Linked DNA regions of Mus musculus: all the other regions are linked to region 1. The links are chromatin loops, found by intact Hi-C in ENCODE. Cell type or tissue: left cerebral cortex. All regions are shown on one strand.

Region 1 (5,000 bases):
AAAATTGTAAGCTTTGGGGTGTGCCATAGTCATTAGATAGCAGATACCCAGACAATGATAGACTAAATAGTGACAATTAGGAGTATTTACATCTAAACAGCAACCACAAAGTTAATTGAGTCCTTTAAATATTGGTGCAAATGCATGCTCTTTTAAAATATTTTGAGAACAAATTGTTTCTGTAGACCTCTGAAATATTCCTGAATGTACTACCCCTTGCTTTCTGGGAAGTAACCTTAGTTGATGCTACTTGGGAGTCTTCTCTATGCCTTGAAGATTGCTATCTGCCCCTAAAGCAAACTCAGAAACAAAATAATTAGAATAGTATGAACTCAGAGGAGGCTGACTTGGTTCAGCAGGACAGGAGACATGACAGCAGATCAGAGCACAGAACTTATACAGAATATTTAGATTTCCTAGAAATATAATATACAAGGTAAAGGGCCATACATATTAAGCCCCTAATAAGAGCTCAGTAACAAAAAGCTAGGATGACTAGGATAATATAACAGCATATATACACAGTATAAGAATGATATACAAGAATGTAAGAAGAGTAAGGCATTAGGATTTATCATTCCTTTAAAGATTGGCTTATACCTGATTGTTGTAATGTTGTAATTAATTTAGAAACAAAAGAATTGTTTTATTAAACAAATTCTTGTAGGATTATAGATACAAATATCACAAAGTTAAATTACAGCTACAACAGTTCCTAAGTCTGACTTCTCAGACTCAGGCTAATTTGCAAGTAATATGATTGACCATTAAAGTTAAAAGTATAGTGCTTAAAGCAGAGTGATTCATCTGGACTGACTCAGATTCTATCTATTTTCTATCTAAGCATCTTGAAACTGCAAAATGCTGCCAGCCTAAGAATGGGTTGCTATATCATGCTTGCTTAAGCTAAAATGATTTGCAGAATTTTAGGAATAGGGATATGGGGTTAATGATTACATCTATTCTACCTGGGCTTAACCTAGAAACCTGGACATAGTAGAAACGTATGGCCAAGACAAAATGGTTATGATCCACATCTGAGAAATCAGGAATGTTTTTGAAACCTTTATATAAATACATTTCTGATTGCTAGTCAGAGTTGCAAACGACCCCCAACTTGCTGTCTGACTCAACCTTCCCCTTGCCCAAGCCTTACATCTTCTTTGGAACCTGTTCATTCCTGGGCTGGGCTCCCATACCCCAGCTATAGTAATAGCATAAATCTACGTGCAATCTGAGGACTTTCTCTGTGAGTAACATAATAGAGGCTGAAACTTAGGCTAGCCAGAGGAAGAACTGTCTCCTAAAGTTTTCACAGTGGGAGGACTTGTCAGACCACCTTGTAGAAGGTATAGAAGCATAGACAGTGATGGGCCAATGCTGAGCCAGACAATATCTGGACCTGGGCTGCTTAGCCAGGCATATAAATCTCTGGTCTACCGTTTAATCCTCAGCGAAAAGGTCAGGATCTACCAACAAGCTCGGTAGGCCGTGTGTGTGTGTGTGTGTGTGTGTGTGTGTGTGTGTGTGTGTGAGAGAGAGAGAGAGAGTGAGCGAGAGAGAGAGAGAGAGAGAGAGAGAGAGTGTCCTTGAGACTGCCTGCTTGTGTTTTTCTCTGGTTCTTTGTCCCTCTTCCCAATGTAGGTGCGTTCAACAAATCTTTCTCTGCTTTTCACCGTTGTCTCTTAATTGGATATTAAGGCTGGTGGCAGAGCTTAGCTAGTTAGGGCTTCCAGGAGATAGAGTCTGACTCTTGTAACTCTGATCTACACTTTCAAGATCATGCACTGGAGGTTTGTGGTTGCGCATATGATAAGCGAGGGACAGGATAAAAACCTAACCCTTTTCCACTTTACTCCACTCTGAGGCCAAAGGCAGGAATGCCTGAAATCCTGGCTGTTTGATATTGTTCCATTATGTCACCTTTGGCATTAGAATAACAATGTACCTTGCTTGGGCTCCGGAAATCACATACACCAGGCTCTTCTCTGATTCCTGATTTTCTTGCCTACTAACCAGATATGTCCAGAGGGCAGAAACATTTTGTCACCAAGTACCAATATTTACTAAATGAAAGGACTGCAATACAATATTTCCTTTTAAATCATTACACAGATTTGGTTCTAGTAAACAGTGCAAAAAAACCCCATAGAACCAATGAAGGCTGTGACTTTATATATTGTGATAATAGAAATGCAAAGATCTATTTGCTTGTATCCTCTTTGCCATCCATGTTATTCTGCTGGCCAATTATGTTAATCTCGTGACCATGGGGTTCTCTGGTCTATAAAATATTTAGCTGATTTAATAATTATTCTTCTATATTATTTATCATTATTAAATATGTGTACTTACTCAAAACAATAAGAATGAAAACAAAACATTAAGAAAACAAAACAAAGGCCTGTGGCTCCTCCTCCAAGCAACCCCCCTCCCAGTGGTGATGAATGGGAGGGACTGTATCCCCCCCCACCCCCTTCGGGAGGCTATCTTTTCACTGTTTTAGGCCGTTTTGAATTTCTTTTCTTTAGAAGAGGTATTTTTAATCAAAGTAGCTACTGTTCCTGTGATTGGCGCACGACCAGGGGCCGAGGACACTGACGGGCGGCAAGGCTGGGCTGGTGAAATGCAGTCCGTTTGGTGATGGAGCATCTGAAGGTGCGCTTTTCCCTGGTCTGCAAATCGCTCACACTTTGAATGAACCCATCTTTACAGGCTTTCCCTACTGGAACGTGAGCTTTCTAGGCGTGCGTTTTCTCTAGAATCTCTCGGAAGGACACGGCCACGGGAGAGGCGAGGGTAACTGGGAGACTGTGCGGCTCGGCGGGCTGGGCCGTCAGGCTGAGAGCTGCTGCTGGGAGGGCGTGACTGGCGAAGGCTGGAGGTTCGGCTTTTTCGCGCTAGCTGCATCCAGATGTGCAAGCCACTGTTCTCCAGGAAGGCTTCGCCGCGGAGCCCCGGCCCAAACGCCTTCCAGGAGGTTTGTCCCTGCCTGCGCGCCGTGCCCTGAGCTCTCAGGCAGGGAAAGCGCGCGGACATGGGCGAGACCATGTCAAAGAGACTCAAGTTCCACCTAGGAGAGGCGGAGATGGAGGAGCGGTCGTTCCCCAATCCCTTCCCAGACTATGAAGCCGCCGCCTCCGCCGCAGGGCTCGCCGCTGGAAGTGCGGAGGAAACCGGCCGTGTCTGCCCTCTCCCCACCACGGAAGACCCGGGCCTCCCTTTCCACCCTAACGGGAAGGTGAGTTGGTTGCCAGGGCCGGGACCAGCGGTTGGGAGGGTGAGGCCACCTCCGCCAATGGTAGCGTCCGGCGGTCACGCCCTGGGTGCGCTGACGTCATCGGCGTACGTCCCGCCCGGTGTAGGTCCTGCCCAAGCAGCCGGGGAAAGGCTGCGGAGCTGTGCTTTCCCCATGATGAGACACTGAAACAGTCTGATGGAGCACTGTGATGGTTCCTGGCAGTAAAATGTGAATTTGATGTTAGTTAGGTAGAGTTTTGTCACACCTGCCTGTGGGCACACCCTTGCTTGGAGAAACGCTAAAGTCACGCCCTCTTAATTTTTTTCCGATTTGTTTTCTTCTTTAACAATTTCATTTTTCATACATGTATTTAATGCGTTCTGGTTGCTTCCACCCCACTGTCTTTCATCTCCTTCCCTCGTCTGTACAGTTACCTCTCCTATGAATTGCTTCCCCCCCCCCCCATCCATTTATGTCTTTGTTTGTTTTATCCCCCTTGGGCTTGACCAGGACTGTCTCTGTGAACTGTCCCTTGGAACCTGGTGGGTTCAGTGGGGTACATACACAACTGAAGACAATGGCTACCCCTCTTCCAGAGTCAGTCTGTTGCTGAGAGTTTGGCATTAAGGATTAGAGTCCCGTGAGCCCCTCCCCATCTGTGACTGACTGTTGGGAGGGCCTGTCCTGTGCACATCCTGCAAAAATAATTATATTTATAGCAATTCTGAGCTCATGGTCACATTGGCTGTATCGTCTAGGATTTTTCCATTCATTTCCCCTATCTTTTGGCTCTTGATTTTTTTTCTTTTTCCTGACCATTCTTCCTCAATGTTCCTAAATCTTAGAGGGTGTAGTTCAAATGGCTTGTTTATGGCCAAACCCTCAGGTGCCAGTTGCAGTGATAAGGATCCTTTGGGTATGTGCCCAAGAGTGCTATAGCTGGGTCTTAAAGTATTATTTATGTTTGAAACAAGAGCCTCACTATGTGTCTATCTCCTAGCTGGCCTAGAACTTACAGATACCTACTTGCCGTTGGCTCCCAAGTGCTGGGATTAAAGTTATACTCCATCATGCTCAGCGCATAAGGTGTTTTTGTTTCTAACTTTTGAGAACCCTTTAGATTGATTTCCAAATCGGCCGCACCAGATTACACTCTCACCAATAGTCTAAAAGAATTCCACTTTCCCCACACCTGTCCTAGCATTTCTTTTTTTTTTTTAATATTTTTATTAGATATTTTCTTCATTTACATTTCAAATGCTATCCCAAAAGTCCCCTATACCCTCCCTCCACCCTGCTCCCCTACCCACTCACTCCCACTTCTTGGCCCTGGCATTCCCCTGTACTGGGGCATATAAAGTTTGCTAGAAGAAGGGGCCTCTCTTCCCAATGATGGCCGACTAGGCCATCTTCTGCTACATATACAGCTAGAGACAGGAGCTCTGGGGGTACTGATTAGTTCATATTGTTGTTCCACCTACAGGGTTGCAGACCCCTTCAGCTCTTGGGTACTTTCTCTAGCTCCTACATTGGGGGCCCTGTGTTCCATCCTATAGATGACTGTGAGCATCCACTTCTGTGTTTGCCAGGCACTGGCAAAGCCTCACACGAGTCAGCTATATTAGGGTCCTTTCCGTGCTAGCATTTCTTATTTGTATTCTTGATGATGACTGAGGCACAATGGAATTTTAAGGCAATTTTCATCTGCATGGCACTCATCGCTGAGGATGTTGAACACTTTTGAAAATGTATACTATTT
Region 2 (5,000 bases), 780 kb before region 1:
CAGATTCAGGGAGTACACACCAGGATAATTAAATTGTAAAGTGCCAGCCAACTTCACTAAATGGCTTGTCTTATCTCTCTGAATACTTCTAGTGTACCTTTTGATTGGTTTTCTCTGGGAATCTAGTTTGCCACATTACTGGACATTTCCACTATGGCATGCATAGCTCACTAGCAAATCCCTAATGCCTTTCAATTAAAAATGTCCTGATGGCCAGGGTAACTCAGGAATGTAATCTTGCACTGAGATGGCTGAGGCAAGAGAAACACCATCACCCAGAACGCAACTGGTGTCATTTTTTCCTAGCCTACCTTGGTTAGGTAGTTATATACCATCTGTGATCAGAACAGCAATGTTCAGTGGGTATCCTTGGGTTTGTACACATTCTATGAAGGAAGAGGGTGGAGACAGGTACAGAGGACTCCCCAAACATGACTTATAAAGAGAGAGAACAAGGGCCGGAATATATATTTCAGGTCATCCAAATATTTCTCCCATCTAAAGGAACAATCAGCTAAAACTATAAAAGTAAAAATATTAAACTCTTTTACATCTTCTACTGAAAAACTATTAGGGGGTCTGACGCATAGTTTAAAACAATGCATATAAAGACTGACTTGTACAGTACAAACAAAAAATATTTGGCATTATTGGTCCCTTAGTACTTTATACAATGAAAGTAAAACTCTTCCTTAAGATTTCGTGGAAAAATCAGCCCACTGTTTAAGTACATAGAGAAAGACAGCGAAATCAGCTTTTTCCCACTGATGGAAAATTATAAAATTTGAGTATGGAACAAAATAAAGCCATGTAAATTCGCTAGACAGGGAGGGAGGCAAAACTTCTCACACAAAATGTTTGCAACCAGAGGTATATAAAGAAAATAACCCAGGAATAAAGGAATTCACTTAAAATATTAGTTTCAATAGAAATAGTTTCTCAACTTTATATTTTAGTTCTGGATGCTCACTTGTACTCCAGTAAGTAAGTCACACTCACCATGCATGCTCAAGTCAGATGGAACAACAGTAACATCAAAACAACCCTAAATGAAACAGACATTCTGGGATCAACAAATCGCCTTAAAACAAACCTCAAATGGAATTCTTGAGACAAACAATTTAAACGAGACTGCAATTAACTCTTAAAAGTACATTTCTAGGATTTAGGAAAGAGTTTTGGGGGACTGACACATGAATACTTCTTGGAACATAAAACAAGGAAGAACATTCAAATAATCGAGCTGTTTCAATATTGGCATTTCTAAAAAAACACTGAAAATGCTCTTTTCATAACGTAAGCCAAGGCAGCCCCGATGATGTAAAACAAACAAACAAACCAACCAACCAACCAACCAACCAACCGACTCCTGGACAAGAGACTATCGGATTAGCTGCACGTCTTGGAGGCGGTTGCCAACTGGAGATTAGCTCTGGAGAAACGGGTTTTGCAGCAAGAGGTAGTTATCTCCGAGCATCTATTCTCTCCACTCTTTGAAACAAACGCTGTCAAGCATCAGCACGCGTGCAGGCTGCCCTCGCAGGGCCGCGGCCGGCCCACGCCACTTGGGCTGCTCGCGCGCGAGCCGATGCTCCCGCACTCACCATTTCGATGATCTTGGTCTTGCGGCCCGTTTTTCTCTTCAAGGTGAATATGTACTGGGCCAGCACCACGCCTGCTACCACCGCGCACACACTGGCGCTCGCCACCGCGCCCACTCGCGCCACGGCCGCGCGGTCCATTGACAGGCCCGCGTGCTCTCGGCGCGGAAGCCCGGGATCCGCGGGTACGAGCCCAGGGGCGCGGCCGCAAGCCGCACACTTCCCCGGAGCCCCGCCCCGCGCGGGGGAAACCGAGGAGGCCCCGCCCAGAAGAGGTGAGGGGCGGGGACGACGGGGCGGAGACTAAGAGGTCCGCGTCCGGAATCCCGCCCTTATAGTGGGGGCGGGACTTCCTCTGACCCTGACTTCAGGAAACGCCGCAAGGACCCGGAAGGAAACAACTGTAATTAGCTACTAAATGCAAGTAGTGCATCTGTAACCCAGAATCCTGGTGACCCGGATGCTATGCTGTGCCTATAGTCCACAGTAAGATCGCACCAGAAACATCGAGAAAACAAAGTCTTGCCCCAGTGTGAGAAAATTCACCCGCCACCCACTCAGAAACTGTGCCTCGTCCTAGCCTTCATGGACTACGACACCCAGCAGGCTCAGCGGCGCTGCGTCTGACCTGCGCAGTAGCATCCTGGGTTGGAAGGCCTAGATATAGTCGTTTTTGGGAGATCTGTCAGCTGTTGGGCTTTTCAGTCACAGTCTACCTACAACTTTAGCTTACTTTCCTTAGGAGCGTGTGCAGAGAAACTTAACGTTGTTCTCTCTTGCTTAGTATATTTCAAGGGATTCATGTAGTTTACTCTGCTTCTCGCTGAGTGGGTGGGGTGTGATGAGGTGCAAGAGAGAATCTCAGGAGAGTCGCCCCCGATTCTGTGAGGTTTGGGCTGCTGCTTGGCGAGACTGTCTCTCTCTGCCTGATATATGCAACCGAAGGAAGTTAAGAATGAAAAGCCGTGGGAGAGAAAGAATTATTTTTCTGTTTTAGGTTTTTATTAGCTGGTCTAAAGCAAATTGACATAGACATTATCTTGAGTAGAACAATTCATTGTGCAAACAGAAGTTCCACAGAAATATGAGACTCAAGCTGGTCATGATGGAGCATGCTTCTGATTCCTGCATGTAGGATCCTCAGGCAGGAGGATTGCTCGGAGTACAGTGGCTGATTAACCAGGGCCATGGGTCAAAGCCTTAACGAAATGGCCAAAAATTGAGGCTGAAATATACCACCTAAATTACTGAAAGGAATATGTATTATATTTGACATTCTTGAGCAAGTTGGAGTCTGCAGGAGGGGAAATGTATGGTGACTAAAGGTTGCCTTGTGCAGATGAAAATCTTTCCAGGGGATAAAGGTGTGAGCTCAGCGATAGGGTGCCTATTACCAACCCTCAAGTTCAACAATTCTGTTTGGAGAAGCTCTTGACCTGATACATTTACTAATGACAATCTCAACAATCTCTGTCTCTGTCTCTCTCTGTTTCTGTCTCTCTCTCTCTGTTTAAATGTGTATTTCTTCTACACTAGAGATGTTTAAAATTATAAGGAATTTGTATTAATTTTCTGTGGCTGTGATAAAACACCATGACCAAGACCCCTTATAGAAGAAAGAAAGAATTTACAAGAATCCATAATGGTGGGGTCAGCATGGCAGCAGGTGGCAGCAGGCTGCTGGCATGGTAACAGAGGTACATCTTTCATCTCAACTATAAGCACAAAGTACAGAGAGCAAACGAAGTGGGACAGTCTTCAAACCCTTAAAGCAAAGCTCCAGAGACATGCTTCCTCGAAGAAGGCTGCACCTCTAAAGCTCCTGAAACAGCACCACCAACTGGAGATCATATGCTCAAATGTATGAGCCTAGGGGGGGCATTCTCACACAAACGACTATCGAATTTAAGGGAAATTCTTCAAAGAGCTTTCCCTGCTTTGAATAGTTCTCAGCATCTTTCAGATCAAAATAATTGTTGTACCAAAGTAGCCTGTTTCCCTATGGCATAGTCTGATCTCCTTTAATCATACTTTGAGGTGATATGGCTTGATTGTCATCATAATTAAAGCTAAGGATTGTTTTTCTCTGTGTCATATGTTCTCTGTCCTATCCCTGGGGCCCTTGCAAAGCACTCTAAAAATGTACCTATATATCTATATCTATAGCTTTCCTATGGGGTTGCCCTCCTCTTCAGCTTCTTCTAGCCTTTCTCTAATTCAACCACAGGAGTTTCAGACTTCAGTGCAATGTTTGGGTGTAAGTATCTGCATCTGTCTTGGTCAGCTGCTGGTTGGGCTTCTCAGAGGACAGCTATGCACACCATAGCATCAGTTATAGTGTCAGGTCTTGGAGCCTCCCCTTGAGATGGATCCCAATTTGGGCCAGTCACTGGACCTCCTTTCTACCTTTATCTCTGTAGTTCTTTTAGATAGTAATAATTCTGGGTCAGAGCTTTTGACTGTGGGATGGCAACAACATCCCTTCATCTCTCCATTTCCTCATTGTTGGGTATTTCATCTAAGGTCCCTCTCTTTGAGTTCTGAGAGACTATCATCTCCCAGGTCTCTGGTACATTCCAAAGGGTCCTCCCACCTCCTACCTCCCAAGGTTGACTGTTTCCTTTCATTCTGTTGACCCTCAGGGCTTCATTTCTGTTCCCTCCAGTACTGATCATATTCTTTTTCCCCTCCTCGCCTCTCCCACCCAGTTCCTTCCCATGATTGCTTTCTTTTTCCTCCCAAGTGGGTTTGAAGCATCCTCACTTGGGCCCTTCAGCTTGTTAACCTTTTTGAGTTCTGTGGATTGTATCCTTGGTATGTAGTACTTTTTGGGCTAATATCCACTTATTAGTGACTACATACCATGCATGTGCTTTTGGGTCTGAGTTACCTTACTCAGGATGATATTTTCTAGTTCTATTCATTTGCCTGCAAAACTCAGGATGTTCTTAATAGCTTAATAGTATTCCATTGTGTAAATGAACCACATTTTCTGTATCCATTCTCCTGTTGTGGGACATCTGGGTTGTTTCCAGCTTCTGGCTATCAGAAATAAGGCTGCTATAAACAGCGGAACACATGCTCTTGTGGCATGGTGGGGCATCTTTTAGGTATATGCCCAGGATTGCTATATCTGTTTCCAATTTTCTGAGAAACCTCTAGATTGATTTCTGAGCTCCGTAGTAACCTCCTGTTTTCATCTCTAATTGTATTGATCTGGGTCTTTTCTCTTTTATTTGGTTAGTATGAATAGGGGTTGTTAAATTTGTTTATAGTGCAAAAGAATACATTTGTCTATGTATCATTAATTTCTGCCCTAATCTTTGTTATTCTTTTTGCTCTCTACCACTTTTAGGGTTTTTGCTTGCACTTGATTTTCAAGGATTTTAAGGTACATGA
Region 3 (5,000 bases), 900 kb before region 1:
CGGAGCCGCGCAGGCGCGGGAAGGAAACGGAAAGCAGGAAGGGCGGAGGCGGCGCGAGGTGACGCTGGCGTCTGGGTCCGGGCTTCCCGGGCTGCTAAGGCGCGTGCGCGTAGCAGAGCGGGGTCGCGCCGGCCACCCATCCTCAGGGATGGCCTAGAAAAATCAGTTCCCAAAGTTCTATTCAGCGGCACTTGGACTTCTGTGCAGCCGCAGTTGTTCGTGTTTGAGGTGTCCACCCGAGATACAGACATTTGCAGGCTGGGCCAGAGTGGGGGCCAGCACTGCACCCCGGGAAGCTGAAGTTAGGGGAGGAGGACATTGGACCGTTTGCTATATGGGCTGCTTTCCTTAGTTCCAGCCTCCATCGCTTTCAGAAGTTCCGCTTGCTAAGGCCTTGGAAGTATTGGCACCATCGAGATAACCCGCAGTTTGGAAGCGAATGGGTGCAGAGGACGGTCTCCACAAATGATGCCTCCAGCCAGTTTTTACTGCAATGCAGCAGACACCCTCCATGCCCCAGATTTCAAAGCAAAGCCTTGAAGTAGCAAGTGCCTGTGGTCTGCGAGACTTGTTGGCAAGCAAAAATGTTATAGATTTGCCTAAAGATACATGTAACGAAAACGAAACAAAAAACGTTCAGAATTGCCTACTTCCTAACTTCAACTGTTAGAACAAGTCCAGTTTTGAAAATAAGAATGGCCACATATAAAGCATTAGGCAAAGAGACAGACACCTCTAATCCCAGATGGCAGGAGGCTAGAGAAAGGATATCAGGAATTCCCGGCTGTCCTTCGCTAAATAGTGAGTTCAAATTTTAACAGGAGCACATGAACGACACCAGACTATTTAAAAGTGCTGGTTTGGTAGAGGGGGTTAACAGGCCCTCAGAATGCATTACAGAGCATTACAATGCAATGCATCTATCTTGCTTCCCTGTAAGGATACAAAGAAAATCTTGTCTGCTCTCAAATACAATGTATCTATCCACTCCATTTTGCTGTCTTGTAATAATACAAAGAAAATATAGTTAACCGTGCTGGTATACAATGTATCTATCCACTCTAATTTTGCTTCCCTGAAATAATACAAAGAAAATCTAGTTGACCGACGTCGTTGTGAACACCTAGCACATAGCACAAGGAACTTCTTTGTAGTTAATGGGACTGCTCTTCATCTTGACTGCGTGAATATGGAATTCCTAGGTCACGACCCAATAACGATAAAGTTTACAAAGTTTAATCTGGGCATAGTGGCATAGGCCTGTAATCTCAGTATGCCAGAGTTAGGTAGGCAGATTTCTATAAATTCAAGGACAGCCTGGTCTAAATAGCAAGTTACTTGTTATAAGCCAGCCAGTAAGTGAGTCCCTGCCAAAAAAAAAAAAAAAAAAACCAAAACAAAAGAAAAAAAAAGAAAAAAGAAAGTAGCGTTTATATAAAAGATGATGTAGTCCAAATAAGGTTTTTAGTCTATTTAATTGCTTTTGCTAATACCAGCTTCATAGTTTTGATAATATACTATAGTTATCTAAGATGGGAAGTCACTAGAGGGGTTTTCAAAGAACATTCTACTTTTGTTACTTTTTATGCTATGTGTGTGTGTGTGTGTGTGTGTGTGTGTGTGTGTGTGTGTGAGTATGTGTGTGTGCGTGTATGTGAGTGTGTGTGTCTATGTGATTCTTGAGAGGTCAGTGTTCATGCCACCACACTTGTGTGGCAGTCAGAGGACCACTTTGCAGATTTCCTTCCACCCTTGTGTGGCTTCCAGAGATGGCACTCAAGGTTGCCAGGCTTGGAGAGCAGGCTTCTTTGCCTGCTGAGCCATCATGGGCTCATATTTTTTATACTTTTTATGAATCTGTAATAAAAAAAATCTCCAAAATGTGGGGCTAGAGACATGATTCTAAAGTTAAGACCACTAAATTCCAGAGGACCTGGGTTCAATTCACAGCATCCACATTGTTGGGGGCCACAAAAGTCCTTATATTTCAAATAAGCACCAGGGAAACCAGGAATGTTAAACATACAGGGTATTTCCACAATGGAGGAAGTAAAATACTTGCATCCTATCCAAAAACCTGAGAGTGGGTGTTGTTAACATGTGGTAACCTTTTGCTCTCTGTAGAGGTAGAATTCACCTAAATCCCTCAGAATAATTATTCCAGACTCTTCACCCCTAAACCTTTTATCTTTAGCTCCTAATTAATAGACCCATCATTAGGGGAGGTAGCCTGTTGACCTCTATTCTATCTTGATCTGAGATGACACCAGGATTGTATTATACCAAAAAAACTTCTCTCCCAAATTATACTGTATTTAAATATTCTTCACGTGGTACACAGATATGCATGCAAGCAAAACATCTATGCCACAGACCGGGCTCAGTGGGCCCTCCTTAATCCGTGCAAATCAGAGTCTCGGACAGATGGGCATAGAGTCTGTGAGTGACAAACAGAAGCGACACAAGAGAGTGTGAAGACTCTGAGTGTAATTTGTCAAATCGAGCATCAAACTTTTTATACAGAAGAGTAACAAGAAACCAGGCGAACACATCCACTAAGTTACAGTGACACAATACAAAAGGAATGTATACATCAAAAGATGGCACGGACCAGGCCGTGTTTACCACTAAGAAGGGAGCCAGGTGTAATGCTAGTCTATTGTTAAGCCTACCACTAGGGGTTCTTAGTAAATGCCTGATTTATGCTGTTTCTTTGAGCCACATGAAGAAACCTGTCTTGGGGGATTCCCTCACTCTTCATGGTAAACCTACCTATTCACTAGGCCATTGTGTATTTCCTTGTTTGGGTGAGACTGGCTACTGTCCCAAGTAATCACTCTGCAGACTAGCCCTGAGCTATTCTAGCTCCGTTCTTTGCAATGCATAATTAGTTTTCCCGTCTCTGCTAGAAGTAAATTTGAATGTTACTGAATAGGTAACCTTCTCACTGAATTCCTACTGAATTCCAAACTGGTGGGCTTCAAGGATTTTCTGGAACACTGATGGAGGCTCACCTATGTTAAAATTCAATCTTTAAAGGCACTTATAATAAAATAATACTGAAAGAGAGCATACACCATACTAACGTGGGGATAACGTATGAGTATATGGGTTATGGGAATGCCAAGGTTCCAGGAGGCATAGTTTCCTTGAAACTCTTTGCCTCATGAGTGCTTCCAGGCCTCTAGGCTTCACTGGAGTGGATGTAGCACATCTATACATATAAAATTACATTTACATTTTTTCAAGTTCTCAAAAGTGAACATCATGCATTCAAAAAATATTTTATACCCTGGAAACCAGAAAAAAAAGTCTCATAGGGGAATGGATGTGTCGGGGGGAAAGATCCAAATACTGTGAGTCAAGTTCTATAGAAGCAATATGCACAGGGTGCTCTGAAGGTGCAGAGGAATAAGTCGGTTATAGTATGTGTATGTTGGCTCATACCTGTAATCACAGTCTTTGGGAGGCTGCAGCAAGAAAACTGTCCCAAATTCAAGGTTCTATTGAGTTCTAAGCAACCCTGGGCTACAGTGTACTATTCTCAAAGGGGGATGGGGGGGCGTTCAAGTAGATTGGGGCTTGCTTCTCTCCTGTCTCCTCTGGAGGGTAGCAGGAATATAGTTTGAGCCTAGAAGCTTGAAGTTTGGCTGGGCAACATAGAACCTATATAGCAGGAATCAAGGCACACATATGGCTTTGCTTCAGCCACAGGGGCTTGCTCTGAGTACTGTGGAGCACTTAGGCTGGCCTTAAACTTTGAATCCAGTTGGCTTAGGCTCCCAAGTGCTGGAGTTTCAGACTTGTGCCATCAATCCAGTTCACAGATACTGGAGTGAGTCTGGCAGCTTTGATCTTGCTTGTTTTCATTTGCACTTGTTACCCTTTTGTTGTCTCTAACATGATTTTGCAATGTAAATTCTATTACAGCAGAAACCACCATTTTGGGTTTGACTTTCCAGTTTTGTATAGTACTGTCTAGAGCAGTGGGCTCTTAACAGGTGGGTTGTTGCTGTCTTTGGTGGGGTGTTAAATGACCCTTTCACCTAAAACCACCAGAAAACAGATTTTTTTTTTTTTTTTTGCATTGCAATTCATAAGAATAGAAAAGTTACAGTTATGCAGTAGTAATGAAAATAATTTTATGGCTGGCGGTCATCACAACATGAGGAACTGTATTAAAGGGTCACAGCATTAGGAAGGTTAACCACTGGTCTAGATGCTAGTAAATATTTATTGAGTGGATAAGGTCTTTGTTTATTATGAGAATGACAACATTTCAAGACAAGATAGATTTAGATCATGAAATGGTTTAAAATCTATACCTTATGATTATATAAGAACACTGTATAACAACATAAAAAACAATTATATTATTAATGTAATGCTAATAGTGCGTAGCATGTGGTAAATGACTTTTTAAAAAATTTAATTTAATTTTTTTATTAATCATTCCATTCATTTACATCTCAAATAATATCCCCCTTCACAGTTACCCCTTTCTATATCTGCCCTCTCCCCCTTCCCCTTTGCCTCTATGAGGGTGCTCCCCCATCCTTCTACCCACCCACTCCCACTTCACCACTCCAGCATCCTTCTACTCTGGATGATGAGCTAGAGACTTAGGGATCTAGGAATGCAAGTGGAAGGCTTATTTCTCTGAGCTTTAATTGCCAGCTTCCTCAACATTAAGCAGTGATCTTAGGCTTCCAGCAATGGCTGGCAAAACCAGATATGCATGCTGATGTTACAGCATCTAGATAAGCCTTAGGTGTTGGGACCCTCTGGTTCTTGTATTACAGCTCTCTCCCTGGGTTGTAGGGACTCTTGGCATTTAAAGAATGAAAAGTTCTTGTCTTTAGCCCTTCACAGCCTCTGCAGCCTATGTTCCCCATTCTGTGGCAGCTTGCTTCTTGAACACTGCCACAAACCTGCCACTGTTGCCTTCTTGGCTGCTCCTATTTTACTCCCATTTCTCCCTATCTCCTCCTCTTCATATT

The links. Peaks named below come from ENCODE experiments on the same cell type or tissue, not always from the same donor. Only the 100,000 strongest peaks of a DNase experiment are listed, where the experiment ranks them.
Region 2: a loop joins it to region 1, with 2.7 times the contacts of the local background. A loop is called at or near these places in 8 of 42 quality-filtered maps.
Region 3: a loop joins it to region 1, with 3 times the contacts of the local background. A loop is called at or near these places in 10 of 42 quality-filtered maps.

Annotation. Positions count from the first base shown.
Region 1 is chr6:57,700,023-57,705,022 of GRCm38, forward strand. Lancl2 (LanC (bacterial lantibiotic synthetase component C)-like 2) reads left to right here and starts at 2,433. Exons shown (of 9, transcript NM_133737.2): 1 at 2,433-3,241. The coding sequence starts at 3,038. In left cerebral cortex, a CTCF peak has its summit at 2,415; DNase peaks (open chromatin) are centred at 915, 1,181, 1,845, 3,064 and 2 more places; H3K4me3 peaks cover 2,646 bases; H3K27ac peaks cover 3,333 bases.
Region 2 is chr6:56,922,068-56,927,067 of GRCm38, forward strand. It overlaps Nt5c3 (5'-nucleotidase, cytosolic III), which reads right to left and starts at 1,865. Exons shown (of 9, transcript NM_026004.3): 1 at 1,605-1,865. The coding sequence starts at 1,742. It also overlaps a transcript of Vmn1r4 not described here. In left cerebral cortex, no CTCF peak of the experiment used is centred here; a DNase peak (open chromatin) is centred at 2,018; H3K4me3 peaks cover 1,942 bases; H3K27ac peaks cover 1,753 bases.
Region 3 is chr6:56,797,745-56,802,744 of GRCm38, forward strand. Kbtbd2 (kelch repeat and BTB (POZ) domain containing 2) reads right to left here and starts at 69. Exons shown (of 4, transcript NM_001362210.1): 1 at 1-69. It overlaps Gm10209, which reads left to right. Exons shown (of 2, transcript XM_030255710.1): 2 at 1-682. The coding sequence ends at 300. In left cerebral cortex, a CTCF peak has its summit at 2,661; DNase peaks (open chromatin) are centred at 27 and 426; H3K4me3 peaks cover 949 bases; H3K27ac peaks cover 1,058 bases.